2 separate regions of the Homo sapiens genome follow, and region 1 is linked to region 2. The links are chromatin contacts, found by Hi-C in ENCODE. All regions are on one chromosome and are shown on one strand. The core of a region is the stretch at or near the end of the contact, and the rest is flanking DNA. Distances in the headings are between cores, read along the strand shown.

The links. Hi-C counts contacts between places; a loop is a spot of excess contacts on that map. Pooled maps may share reads with other maps.
Region 1: a loop to region 2 is called in a pooled map, with 2.6 times the contacts of the local background. The contact joins the promoter of IZUMO1 here to the promoter of PPFIA3 in region 2. A Hi-C loop is called at or near these places in 1 of 168 maps with a recorded cell type or tissue (CD8-positive, alpha-beta T cell) and 4 of 50 pooled maps.

What each region holds. Positions count from the first base shown.
Region 1 is chr19:48,745,448-48,751,415 of GRCh38, reverse strand. IZUMO1 (izumo sperm-oocyte fusion 1) reads left to right here and starts at 4,507. Exons shown (of 10, transcript NM_182575.3): 1 at 4,507-4,981; 2 at 5,484-5,791. The coding sequence starts at 5,557. FUT1 (fucosyltransferase 1 (H blood group)) reads left to right here. Exons shown (of 2, transcript NM_001384359.1): 2 at 133-3,405. The coding sequence starts at 135. The coding sequence ends at 1,232. RefSeq lists enhancers at 1-418, 3,441-4,226, 4,227-5,012 and a cis regulatory region at 5,788-5,968.
Region 2 is chr19:49,118,294-49,124,628 of GRCh38, reverse strand. It overlaps PPFIA3 (PPFI scaffold protein A3), which reads right to left and starts at 5,085. Exons shown (of 30, transcript NM_003660.4): 1 at 4,907-5,085. LIN7B (lin-7 cell polarity scaffold B) reads right to left here. Exons shown (of 6, transcript NM_022165.3): 6 at 6,169-6,277. The coding sequence ends at 6,256. C19orf73 (chromosome 19 open reading frame 73) reads left to right here and starts at 5,486. Exons shown (of 1, transcript NM_018111.3): 1 at 5,486-6,227. The coding sequence starts at 5,607. The coding sequence ends at 5,996. RefSeq lists enhancers at 3,801-4,301, 5,664-6,175 and a silencer at 5,255-5,474.

The DNA of each region.
Region 1 (5,968 bases), core at 3,258-5,757, 370 kb after region 2:
AAACCTTTAACTTCCTCTTTCCCTGGGACTAAGGAGTGCTGCACCCCAGGCGCCTCCCTTACCCCACATCCCTCCTCAGCCTCCCCTCCTCAGCCTCAGAGCATTTGCTAATTCGCCTTTCCTCCCCTGCAGCCATGTGGCTCCGGAGCCATCGTCAGCTCTGCCTGGCCTTCCTGCTAGTCTGTGTCCTCTCTGTAATCTTCTTCCTCCATATCCATCAAGACAGCTTTCCACATGGCCTAGGCCTGTCGATCCTGTGTCCAGACCGCCGCCTGGTGACACCCCCAGTGGCCATCTTCTGCCTGCCGGGTACTGCGATGGGCCCCAACGCCTCCTCTTCCTGTCCCCAGCACCCTGCTTCCCTCTCCGGCACCTGGACTGTCTACCCCAATGGCCGGTTTGGTAATCAGATGGGACAGTATGCCACGCTGCTGGCTCTGGCCCAGCTCAACGGCCGCCGGGCCTTTATCCTGCCTGCCATGCATGCCGCCCTGGCCCCGGTATTCCGCATCACCCTGCCCGTGCTGGCCCCAGAAGTGGACAGCCGCACGCCGTGGCGGGAGCTGCAGCTTCACGACTGGATGTCGGAGGAGTACGCGGACTTGAGAGATCCTTTCCTGAAGCTCTCTGGCTTCCCCTGCTCTTGGACTTTCTTCCACCATCTCCGGGAACAGATCCGCAGAGAGTTCACCCTGCACGACCACCTTCGGGAAGAGGCGCAGAGTGTGCTGGGTCAGCTCCGCCTGGGCCGCACAGGGGACCGCCCGCGCACCTTTGTCGGCGTCCACGTGCGCCGTGGGGACTATCTGCAGGTTATGCCTCAGCGCTGGAAGGGTGTGGTGGGCGACAGCGCCTACCTCCGGCAGGCCATGGACTGGTTCCGGGCACGGCACGAAGCCCCCGTTTTCGTGGTCACCAGCAACGGCATGGAGTGGTGTAAAGAAAACATCGACACCTCCCAGGGCGATGTGACGTTTGCTGGCGATGGACAGGAGGCTACACCGTGGAAAGACTTTGCCCTGCTCACACAGTGCAACCACACCATTATGACCATTGGCACCTTCGGCTTCTGGGCTGCCTACCTGGCTGGCGGAGACACTGTCTACCTGGCCAACTTCACCCTGCCAGACTCTGAGTTCCTGAAGATCTTTAAGCCGGAGGCGGCCTTCCTGCCCGAGTGGGTGGGCATTAATGCAGACTTGTCTCCACTCTGGACATTGGCTAAGCCTTGAGAGCCAGGGAGACTTTCTGAAGTAGCCTGATCTTTCTAGAGCCAGCAGTACGTGGCTTCAGAGGCCTGGCATCTTCTGGAGAAGCTTGTGGTGTTCCTGAAGCAAATGGGTGCCCGTATCCAGAGTGATTCTAGTTGGGAGAGTTGGAGAGAAGGGGGACGTTTCTGGAACTGTCTGAATATTCTAGAACTAGCAAAACATCTTTTCCTGATGGCTGGCAGGCAGTTCTAGAAGCCACAGTGCCCACCTGCTCTTCCCAGCCCATATCTACAGTACTTCCAGATGGCTGCCCCCAGGAATGGGGAACTCTCCCTCTGGTCTACTCTAGAAGAGGGGTTACTTCTCCCCTGGGTCCTCCAAAGACTGAAGGAGCATATGATTGCTCCAGAGCAAGCATTCACCAAGTCCCCTTCTGTGTTTCTGGAGTGATTCTAGAGGGAGACTTGTTCTAGAGAGGACCAGGTTTGATGCCTGTGAAGAACCCTGCAGGGCCCTTATGGACAGGATGGGGTTCTGGAAATCCAGATAACTAAGGTGAAGAATCTTTTTAGTTTTTTTTTTTTTTTTTTGGAGACAGGGTCTCGCTCTGTTGCCCAGGCTGGAGTGCAGTGGCGTGATCTTGGCTCACTGCAACTTCCGCCTCCTGTGTTCAAGCGATTCTCCTGTCTCAGCCTCCTGAGTAGATGGGACTACAGGCACAGGCCATTATGCCTGGCTAATTTTTGTATTTTTAGTAGAGACAGGGTTTCACCATGTTGGCCAGGATGGTCTCGATCTCCTGACCTTGTCATCCACCTGTCTTGGCCTCCCAAAGTGCTGGGATTACTGGCATGAGCCACTGTGCCCAGCCCGGATATTTTTTTTTTAATTATTTATTTATTTATTTATTTATTGAGACGGAGTCTTGCTCTGTAGCCCAGGCCAGAGTGCAGTGGCGCGATCTCAGCTCACTGCAAGCTCTGCCTCCCGGGTTCATGCCATTCTGCCTCAGCCTCCTGAGTAGCTGGGACTACAGGCGCCCGCCACCACGCCCGGCTAATTTTTTTTGTATTTTTAGTAGAGACGGGGTTTCATCGTGTTAACCAGGATGGTCTCGATCTCCTGACCTCGTGATCTGCCCACCTCGGCCTCCCACAGTGCTGGGATTACCGGCGTGAGCCACCATGCCTGGCCCGGATAATTTTTTTTAATTTTTGTAGAGACGAGGTCTTGTGATATTGCCCAGGCTGTTCTTCAACTCCTGGGCTCAAGCAGTCCTCCCACCTTGGCCTCCCAGAATGCTGGGTTTATAGATGTGAGCCAGCACACCGGGCCAAGTGAAGAATCTAATGAATGTGCAACCTAATTGTAGCATCTAATGAATGTTCCACCATTGCTGGAAAAATTGAGATGGAAAACAAACCATCTCTAGTTGGCCAGCGTCTTGCTCTGTTCACAGTCTCTGGAAAAGCTGGGGTAGTTGGTGAGCAGAGCGGGACTCTGTCCAACAAGCCCCACAGCCCCTCAAAGACTTTTTTTTGTTTGTTTTGAGCAGACAGGCTAAAATGTGAACGTGGGGTGAGGGATCACTGCCAAAATGGTACAGCTTCTGGAGCAGAACTTTCCAGGGATCCAGGGACACTTTTTTTTAAAGCTCATAAACTGCCAAGAGCTCCATATATTGGGTGTGAGTTCAGGTTGCCTCTCACAATGAAGGAAGTTGGTCTTTGTCTGCAGGTGGGCTGCTGAGGGTCTGGGATCTGTTTTCTGGAAGTGTGCAGGTATAAACACACCCTCTGTGCTTGTGACAAACTGGCAGGTACCGTGCTCATTGCTAACCACTGTCTGTCCCTGAACTCCCAGAACCACTACATCTGGCTTTGGGCAGGTCTGAGATAAAACGATCTAAAGGTAGGCAGACCCTGGACCCAGCCTCAGATCCAGGCAGGAGCACGAGGTCTGGCCAAGGTGGACGGGGTTGTCGAGATCTCAGGAGCCCCTTGCTGTTTTTTGGAGGGTGAAAGAAGAAACCTTAAACATAGTCAGCTCTGATCACATCCCCTGTCTACTCATCCAGACCCCATGCCTGTAGGCTTATCAGGGAGTTACAGTTACAATTGTTACAGTACTGTTCCCAACTCAGCTGCCACGGGTGAGAGAGCAGGAGGTATGAATTAAAAGTCTACAGCACTAACCCGTGTCTCTGTAGCTTTTTTGGAGCCAGAGCCACTGTGTATGTGTGTGTGGGTTTGTGTGTGTGTGTGTGTGTGTGTGTGTGTAAGAGAGTGGAGGAAAAGGTGGGGTACTTCTGAAGACTTTTATTTTTTTTTAATTAATTTATTTTTTTTCAGAGATCGAGTCTTGCTCTGTGGCCCAGGCTGGAGTGCAGTAGTGTGATCTCGGCCCACTGCAAACTCCCACCTCTCGGATTCTGGTGCCTCAGCCTCCCAAGTAGCTGGGACTACAGACGTTCGCCACCATGCCCAGCTAATTTTTGTATTTTTAGTAGAGACGGGGTTTCACCATGTTAGCCAGGCTGGCCTCGAACTCCTGACCTCAGACAATCTGCCCGCCTCGGCCTCCCAAAGCGCTGGAATTACAAGCGTGAGCCACCGCGCCGGGCCCTGAGGATTTTTATTACTCGTGATTGGGAGTACTGTCCCTACTTAGATCTGACAGCCCCTTGTTGCTGGACTTGTGTGAGTTGTGGTCCCTGTTTTTCTGGTTCCCTGTTTCTATCACACAGGAGAGAGAGACCTTCCAGGACCCTAACGTCTGAGCCCCCAGTTGCTCACTCCTGGACTGTCAGTATTGGCCCCCAGTCCTCTCCTCCCACTGGGACCTCCGCGTGGGCAGAAGAGGCGGAGGAGGGAGCGGATTATCACTGAACTACATTTCCCGGAAAGCTATGAGGTTGGCAGCGTCAGTCAGCTACAGAGAAAGAGGCCCCAGGGCATTTTGGGAGTTGTAGTCTTAGGGCTAAAATGTCCACTTCGTGGCTCGACAGCCGTTTCCAAGGACCGCGGTGGGGGCGGCAGCGGCCTGGGGGGCCGGATCTAGCCCAAAGCCTGGGTCCTGGGGCAAGGGGAGGGGAGGAAACTGAAGGCCTGAGTCCGGTCCTTGACTCTGGAAGCCAGAGTAGTCAGGAGGCTTCCTCTTCCCTAGATGCTGGGAAAATTCTAGTCCAAAAAGGCTGCAGCCTCTGTGACGTCATGGAGCGATGGGCGGGACCTCCCTTTGTTGCAGTCCAATCAGACAGAGTTGAGTTTCTGGGTGGGGCCGAGGAAAACCCCAAGGAATATCTATAAAGGAATTCGGGCCCCTACGTGAGAAGCTCGGAGGGGGTGGTTTCAGGAGTTCCTTGTGGAGAGGGGATCGTCCGTGACTCAGACCCCGTCGAAAAGCTCTCGATTTCACGCAACCAACCTTACCCTCGTCCCCAACACAATCCTTGATTTTACCCCTGGGAAAATTAGCGTAGGTGGTCATGACCCCGGCTTCCTCTTTAAAAGCCCTCAGAACCTGGACCGGGCTCCTCAATGAACCCTAGTGTTAGAGGCCACAAATCGGGAACCAAGGTCGGGGAGCGGCTGTTTAGGGTGCATCACTGTTCAGGATGCATCGGGGCTCCTTTTTCTAAGCGGAAGGGTGCGCCCTGCAAATTGGGAGCCCGTTAGTTTTGGGGAAGGGTGAACAAGGGCCCCCTAGGTCTAGAGGACCGCATGGAGTCTCGCTTAAGTGTTAGTGGGGTCCTCAGTTCTAGGAATCTGGTATGTGTTTTGGTTTTGAAGGAGTTCCGAGTTTGATAATATCGTGGTTGGGTCTGTGTTAGATGTTTATTGGTTTGGGCATTGAATCTTCAGCTTGAGGTTCAACAGGTTTTGGGGGGCTGGCGGGGGAGTGCCTCGGTGTTGCTCTTAAGGGTTGGAGTTCAGGCTCACGTCAATCTGGGGACTTGGAAAATTCCACAGTTTGGGATTTTGGGAAGGGGCGCATGGGGTTGGGAGATTCCAGGTTCTGAGTTTGGGGACTTATGAGTGATTCCTGTTTAATAGTTTTTCTGATCTCTCAGTTGGGGGATTCAGTGAGAACCCTAAATTTTGGGTCCCCTGGATTGGGGCTCAGTTTCACACTTCGGAGGCATTTGATGAAGGACATAGGTCCTCTTTATTTGGAGATTTCCTGAAGATCCTCTTTTCGAGGTTTGCGGACCCCATGGATAGGCGGCCCAGTGGGATTTCTTAAGATGGATTTTGGCTTTTCTCCGTTTAGCGTTCTCCTGCTCTCGGTTTGGGGTGAGAGCACCCTTCCTAACGGTCTTCGGGAACTGTGCGCGCCGGCTGCAATGGGGCCGCATTTTACCCTCCTGTGTGCGGCGCTGGCCGGTTGCTTGCTTCCTGCCGAGGGGTGTGTTATATGTGACCCGTCTGTCGTGCTGGCGCTAAAGTCCCTGGAGAAAGATTACCTGCCTGGCCACCTGGATGCGAAGCATCACAAAGCCATGATGGAAAGGGTAGAGAATGCCGTGAAGGATTTCCAGGAACTGTCGCTTAATGAGGATGCCTATATGGGGGTCGTTGGTGAGGGCAGGGGGGACCACGGACCCCTGGGTCCTGGGAAAGGAGGGAGATAAGACCAGGGGAAGGAAGAGGCTGACAGCAGGGTCTCCGGGATTCGGGAATGGAGAAGGCTGAGATGCAGATTCCGAGGTTCCCCGAGGCTAGTAAATACCGTTTTCCCTATCCTCGGCTGGCAAT
Region 2 (6,335 bases), core at 3,836-6,335:
GGGGAATAGACGTATGCTTCCACGCTTTCAATGGCTTGGGGTAAGAACCGCTCATAGGCCTAAGTAATCTAGAACTAAGTTCTGAAGCCTATAATCTAGAACCAGCCAAGAGCAACCCAATAACTTAGTGTCCAGGTCACCCCAGAACCCCACATACATAATGACACCCATTAATATACCTAATGCAACACATAACAAACATAGTCAGCAGATAAAATCTAGAACTCAGAGCCTGCTAGGGATGAAGGTATAACACAGAATATAGCAGGGGGCCAGGCGCGGTGGCTCATGCCTGTAATCCCAGCACTATGGGAGGCCAAGGTGGGAGGATCACTCGAGCCCAGGGGTTTGAGACCAGCCTGGGAAACATGGTGAAACCCTGTCTCTACAAAAAAATACAAAAATTAACCAGTCTCATAACCTGGTCTCAAAATAAATAAATAAATAGATTTTTTAAAAATTTAATTACATTTTTAAAAAAGAATATAGCAGGAGTCACATCCTTGGTTTTATCATGTGTCTAAGAGTTTGCTTGGAACTTACAAGTGTCTATAGGGCGGGGAGGGGGAGGGATCAAAAGGATGCATGTTGAGAATTGAGCATTTCCTGGAATAAAGACTGAGGCTGGCAAAGGAGGGGGGCTGTTCTGGAAATAAGGACATTTCTAGGCTGAAGGCTCCAGAAGAAGAGAGAGCCTAGAACAAGCTTAGAATGCCAAAGTGGCAGATGGAGGAGAAAACCCACGATCCACCAGGGGACAAGTTCTAAACTAAGGCTGCACTGGGGAAAAAATGACAGAAAATGAATGGGCCTAGAACCTAGAACCGGGGGAAGGAAAACATTATGTAGAACACTTCACTGGGAATCTTTTACATTTAAGAACATGAGGCCAGGTGCGGTGGTTCACGCCTGTAATCCCAGCATTTTGGGAGGCTGAGCCCGGGGGATCATTTGAGGTCAGGATTTCGAGACCAGCCTAGCCAACATGGTGAAACCCCATCTCTACTAAAAACACAAAAATTAGCCAGGCATGGTGGTACACACCTGTAATCCCAGCTCCTCGAGGGGCTGAGGCAGGAGAATTTGCTTGAACACGGGAGGCGGAGGTTGCAGTGAGCCGGGATTGCGTCACTGCACTCTGGCCTGGGCAACAGAGTGAGACTCGATCTCAAAAAAAAAAGAATGTGAAATTAGGGCCAGGCACAGTGGCTCATGCTTGTAATTCCAGCACTTTGGAAGGCCAAGGTGAGAGGATCGCCTCAGTAACATAATGAGATCCAATGTCTAAACAACGATAACAGGCCGGGCGTGGTGGCTCACACCTGTAATCCCAGCACTTTGGGAGGCAGGAGGGGGATCACTTGAGGTCAGGAGTTCGAGACCAGCCTGGCCAACATGGCAAAACCCTGTCTCTATTAAAAATACAAAAAAAATTAGCCAGGCGTGGTGGCATGTGCCTGTAGTCCCAGCTATTTGGGAGGCTGAGGCAGGAGAATTGTTTGAACCCGGGAGGCAGAGGTTGCAGTGAGCTGAGATCATACCACTGCACTCCAGCCTGGGTGACAGAGTGAGACTCCGTCTCAAAAATAAAATAAAAACTAAACAACAGGCCGGGCGTGGTGGCTCCTGCCTGTAATCCCAACACTTTGGGAGGCAGAGGCAGGTGGATCACGAGGTTAACAGATAGAGACCATCCTGGCTAACACGGTGATACCCCGTCTCTACCAAAAATACAAAATATTAGCCGGGCGTGGTGGTGGGCGCCTGTTGTCCCAGCTACTTGGGAGGCTGAGGCAGGAAAATGGTGTGAACCCAGAAGGCGGAGCTTGCAGTGAGCTGAGATTGCGCCACTGCACTCCAGCCTGGGAGACAGAGTGAGACTCCATCCCCCGCCAAAAAAAAAAAAAAAAAAAACAACTAAACAACAACAACAACAAAAAAGAATGTGCAATTAGATAGAACTTCCTTAGAACCTAAAACAGGGAAACAGGGAAGGGCATTCTAGAATCAATGGCACGAATTAGGAAGCCTAGAGCACATACTTGGAACACACACATCTTAGAAGTTAGATTGCTCCTGGGAAGAGAATGGAATCTAGAACAACGTGGCTGAAACCTGGAACACACTTGAAATGAACATTTAGCAAAGAAGGAAGGACTTGTTGTTAGAACTTTGGAACATGTCTGAGGATATGGTGGGATCAGAATCTGGCTCAGGGGTCTTATCTAAATATATGAAAAAAACAAAGGCTGTGCACAGTGGCTCACGCCTATAATCCCAGCACTTTGGGAGGCCGAGGCAGGTGATCACCTGAGGTCGGGAACTCGAGACTAGTCTGACCAACATGGAGAAACCCCCATCTCTACTAAAAATACAAAAAATTAGCCGGGCATGGTGGTAGGCGCCTGTAATCCCAGCTACTCAGGAGGCTGAGGCAGGAGAATCGCTTGAACGCGGGAGGCAGAGGTTGTGGTGAGCCAAGATCGCAGCATTGCACTCCAGCCTGAGCAACAAGAGTGAAACTCCGTCTCAAAAAAAAAAAAAAAAAAATTGGCATCTGGCCTAGAACTCAGACCATGCCTGGAATGAAAATGGAACACAGAACAGACATCAGCTGGGAGTGTTCTGGTGTTTAGAAGGAATCTAGAACATGGAGCAATGCAAGAGCACATGTGCGACAAGAAATGTGGCCCGGCCAGGCGCGATGGCCATGCCTGTAATCCCAGCACTTTTGGGAGCCAACAGAGAAGGATCCCTTGAGCCTAGGAGTTTCAGACCAGTCTGGGCAACATGGCGAAACCCCCATCTCTACAAAAAATAAATAAATAAATAAATAAATAAAATTTTTTTTTGAGACAGAGTTTCGCTCTTGTCGTTCAGGCTGGAGTGCAGTGGCACGATCTCAGCTCAATGCAACCTCCGCCTCCGGGGTTCAAACGACTCTCCTGCCTCAGCCTCCTGAGTAGCTGGGATTACAGGCATGTGCCACCACGCCTGGCTAATTTTGTATTTTTAGTAGAGACAGGGTTTCTCCATGTTGGCCAGGCTGGTCTCAAAATCCTGACCTCAGGTGATCCGCCCGCTTCAGCCTCCCAAAGTGCTGGGATTACCGGCATGAGCCACCGCGCCTGGCCAAAAAAATTTTTTTTTAATTAGCCAGGCCTGGTGGTGAGTGCTTGTGGTCCCAGCTACTCAGGCGGCTAAGGTGGGAAGATGACCTGAGCCTAGGAGGTGGAGGCTGCAGTGAGCTGTGATTGTGCCAGTGCACTCCAGCCTGGGCAACAGAGACCTTGTCTCAAAATAAATAAATAAATAAATAGAAAGAAAGAAATTTGTATGGCAGCAGGTAGCTTCTAGATCTCCTTATGAGCCCAGGCCACAGAATACATCTGGAGGAGGTGATGTGTGTTCGGCTCATTGGCCTGGGAGAGTGTACTTGGAGAAGGGGAACTCATCTGAGCCTCAGGGGGCAATGGAGTGCTAGAAACATCTCAACAAGCTGCATCTTAGGGGAAAGAGTAGAGAGTCCTGAAGCCCGCCACCTGGGGTGACATGAGGATGAGACAGGGGTTTGGTAGGGCCACAGGAGATGTGAAGTTGATGGGGCAGAGTGATGAGGCTGTGAAGACCTGGTTCCTAAAAGTGAGACCTGAGAAACTAGATACCTGCTGGGGAGGGCAGTGGACAGAGCTGGGAGCCTGGACTCCTGAATCCTTGTGGAGGTAAATGATGGGGGATTGGAAGGTGAGAGCCTGAGGTCTTGTTTGGAGAGAGGGTTGAGGCAGACAGCCTCAGTAAAAGCTGGTGGGCAGTACGGAAGCTGGGGTCTGAACTCCTGGGTCCCTGAGGGGATAGGAGACTGGGACCAAGACATTTAGGTCCCCAAGTGGGAGTGTGAACAGAAGTCAGAGAACTGCATTGAGAATCACATTCCGGGTCCCCCAAAGGAAAGGAGTCATGGCGCCTGAGTCCCTCGGGGAGCAGATGCTGGGTGCCAGGAGGCTAAGTCTGTGTGTCTGCAGGGCACAGCGGGGTTCTAAGCAGAGCAAACGCTGGGGAACAGGATTCCTAGGTGCTGACGGGGTGAGGGCTACCACCTGGGGCCAGCAGAGGTGTAGACACGGACAGGCTTCCCGAACGGGGTGGGAGCTGCATCCCCGGGTGCCATGGTCCCCACGGCGACCAGAATAGGAAAATTCAGAAGCCCTGGATCCTCAGGGAGCAGCTGGAGTCCCAGGAACCTGGGGTGCCGAGGACGGGGCCACGAGCCTGGCCGGCAGAACCCAGAGGCTGGGGCGCCCTGGTCGGGGAGGGCCCGGGTATTCCCGGGTCAAAGGCGCGGCGGGGGGATCCCCGCGCCGCCTGCGCCCCCTCCCTGGTGGCGGCGGCAGGAGGTGGGGGGAGGCGAGGCTGCCGAGCGCGCTGACCATGGACAGCTCCAGAGCGGGCCTGTGTCCAGGGCGGCCGCCGAGCCTGCCTGGACCGTGGGACGCAGCCGGCTGTGCAAGCCCGAGGCTGGCGACGGGAGACGGAGTGCGCGAAGCGGGGACGATGCGGACGCGTCTGGGGAGTCTGGCACCGCCGCGGCGGGTGTCTGGAGCTCCCAGGACAGGGTCAGGAAGGGGGATCTAGGCTCTAGGAGGGGTCCCGGGGCCGGACCGGGAAATCCAAGCTCCTGGGCCCTGGAGGAGGCGCGAGGCGGCGGTGCGCCCGGGATTCTAGGGTTCGGTCGGGGACTCTGGGCGCCGGGAGGGGCACGCCTGAGTCCCCGGGGTTGGGGTGTGAAATCTGGGCTCGGGGGTCCCCTGGGATGAGGAAGGGAATCCGGGATCTCGGGGAGGCGGGGGAGGCTCGCCAAGGGGTCCCCAGGGTGGGCGCTGCCAGGAGGGCCGGGCCGGGCTCTTACCTGCCTGGTCCGCGGCGGCTGCGGGCGGAGCTGGGCTGCAGGAGGGACGTGGGGTGGAGTGGGGGGGCCGGGCGGGGCCCCTGGCAGCGGCCGGGGCCCGGCTCTGTCGCTTCGGAGCCCTGGAGCCCTGTCTCCGACGCTCGCGCGGGCTCCGCGTCTCTGGCTCCGGCTTGGGCGCTGGGGACCCCCCTCCCCCTCACGCTCTCACTGCCTTCTACCCCCAAAATAGCCCCCTGCCCCTGTCACCGATCAGCCTCCCCCCGCGAGGCCGCAGCCGCCAGATCCAGGGGTGCCCACCAGCGCCCCCCAAATCCCACCTTCCCCCCAAAAAAATTCCTCCTCCCTCCCCCTCCCCCCCCACGGCTCCCGGGCGGTCGTGGCCCCTTTAACAGGAGACTGACAGACGGCGAAGAGCGGCCAATGGGAGAGAGCGTCGGCGCCGGCCGGCGACTAGACCCCGCCTCCACACCGGCCGGGAGGGGTCGCGCGGGCGGAGAGCGAGAGGCGGGGCATAAGGCGCGTCGACCAATAGGCACGCGGCGTGAGGCGGCTGGGGCGGGAGGCGGAGCCCGGCAGGGGGATGATGTCACCTGGAGCGAGTAGCGCGCGGCGTGGAACGCGAGTCGCGACCCCGGCTCCCGGCAGTGGCGCGCACTAGCCCTCGCGCCGCACGGGACACGAGGGCTGGGCGGGCAGCGGGATGAGGCTAAAGGTTGGATTTCAAGGCGGGGGCTGCTTCCGGAAAGACGCGCTGTGTTTGGAAGGTGGAGTGAGCGCCCGGTGGGCGAGGGCACCTCATTCTGCACCCCTGCGCCCGCCTCGGGAACTGCACGCGGCACCCCCACCCGCGACTCCCACGCAGACAGTAGTGCGGCCTGCAGGGTTCCCCCGGCGGACGAGGCTAATGGTTCGCTCCGCCCCGCCCACACAGAGGCCGCCCACTGGCTCCGGCTGCGTTTCAGGACTCTGGAGGAAGGGACTTGGCCTTCGCCCTCAGACGCTCTTAAGGGTAGGCAGCGTTGTCCTCAGTTCTGCCCCAGCACTCAGACCCAGACTGGGTCCCTGCCTCCGCCCTCCGCCCTCGGACTAGTCTCTTGGAAGCCGGCCTGTCTCCGCCTTCAGACCTAGGGAGAGGTCTTAACCTCTGTTCTCAGACTCTGGAAAAGGCTTCTCAACGGCTTGGCCTGACCTCAGCTCCTCGCATTCCCTCCACATCTCAAGACACCAACCCAGGGATGCAGGACAGACACACAGACACTCAGTGAGGGTCAAATATCTTTAAATAAAGTGCCAGGAACAATAAATACTGTACAGGAAGAGAGTGCACGTGAACGTCCAGATCTGTGGTTTCAACCTCGAGACTCCAAGGACCTGCAAGGGGGGTGGACAAGGGACCCGGGATCAGGGAGGCTCCGGGTAGACAAGAGGG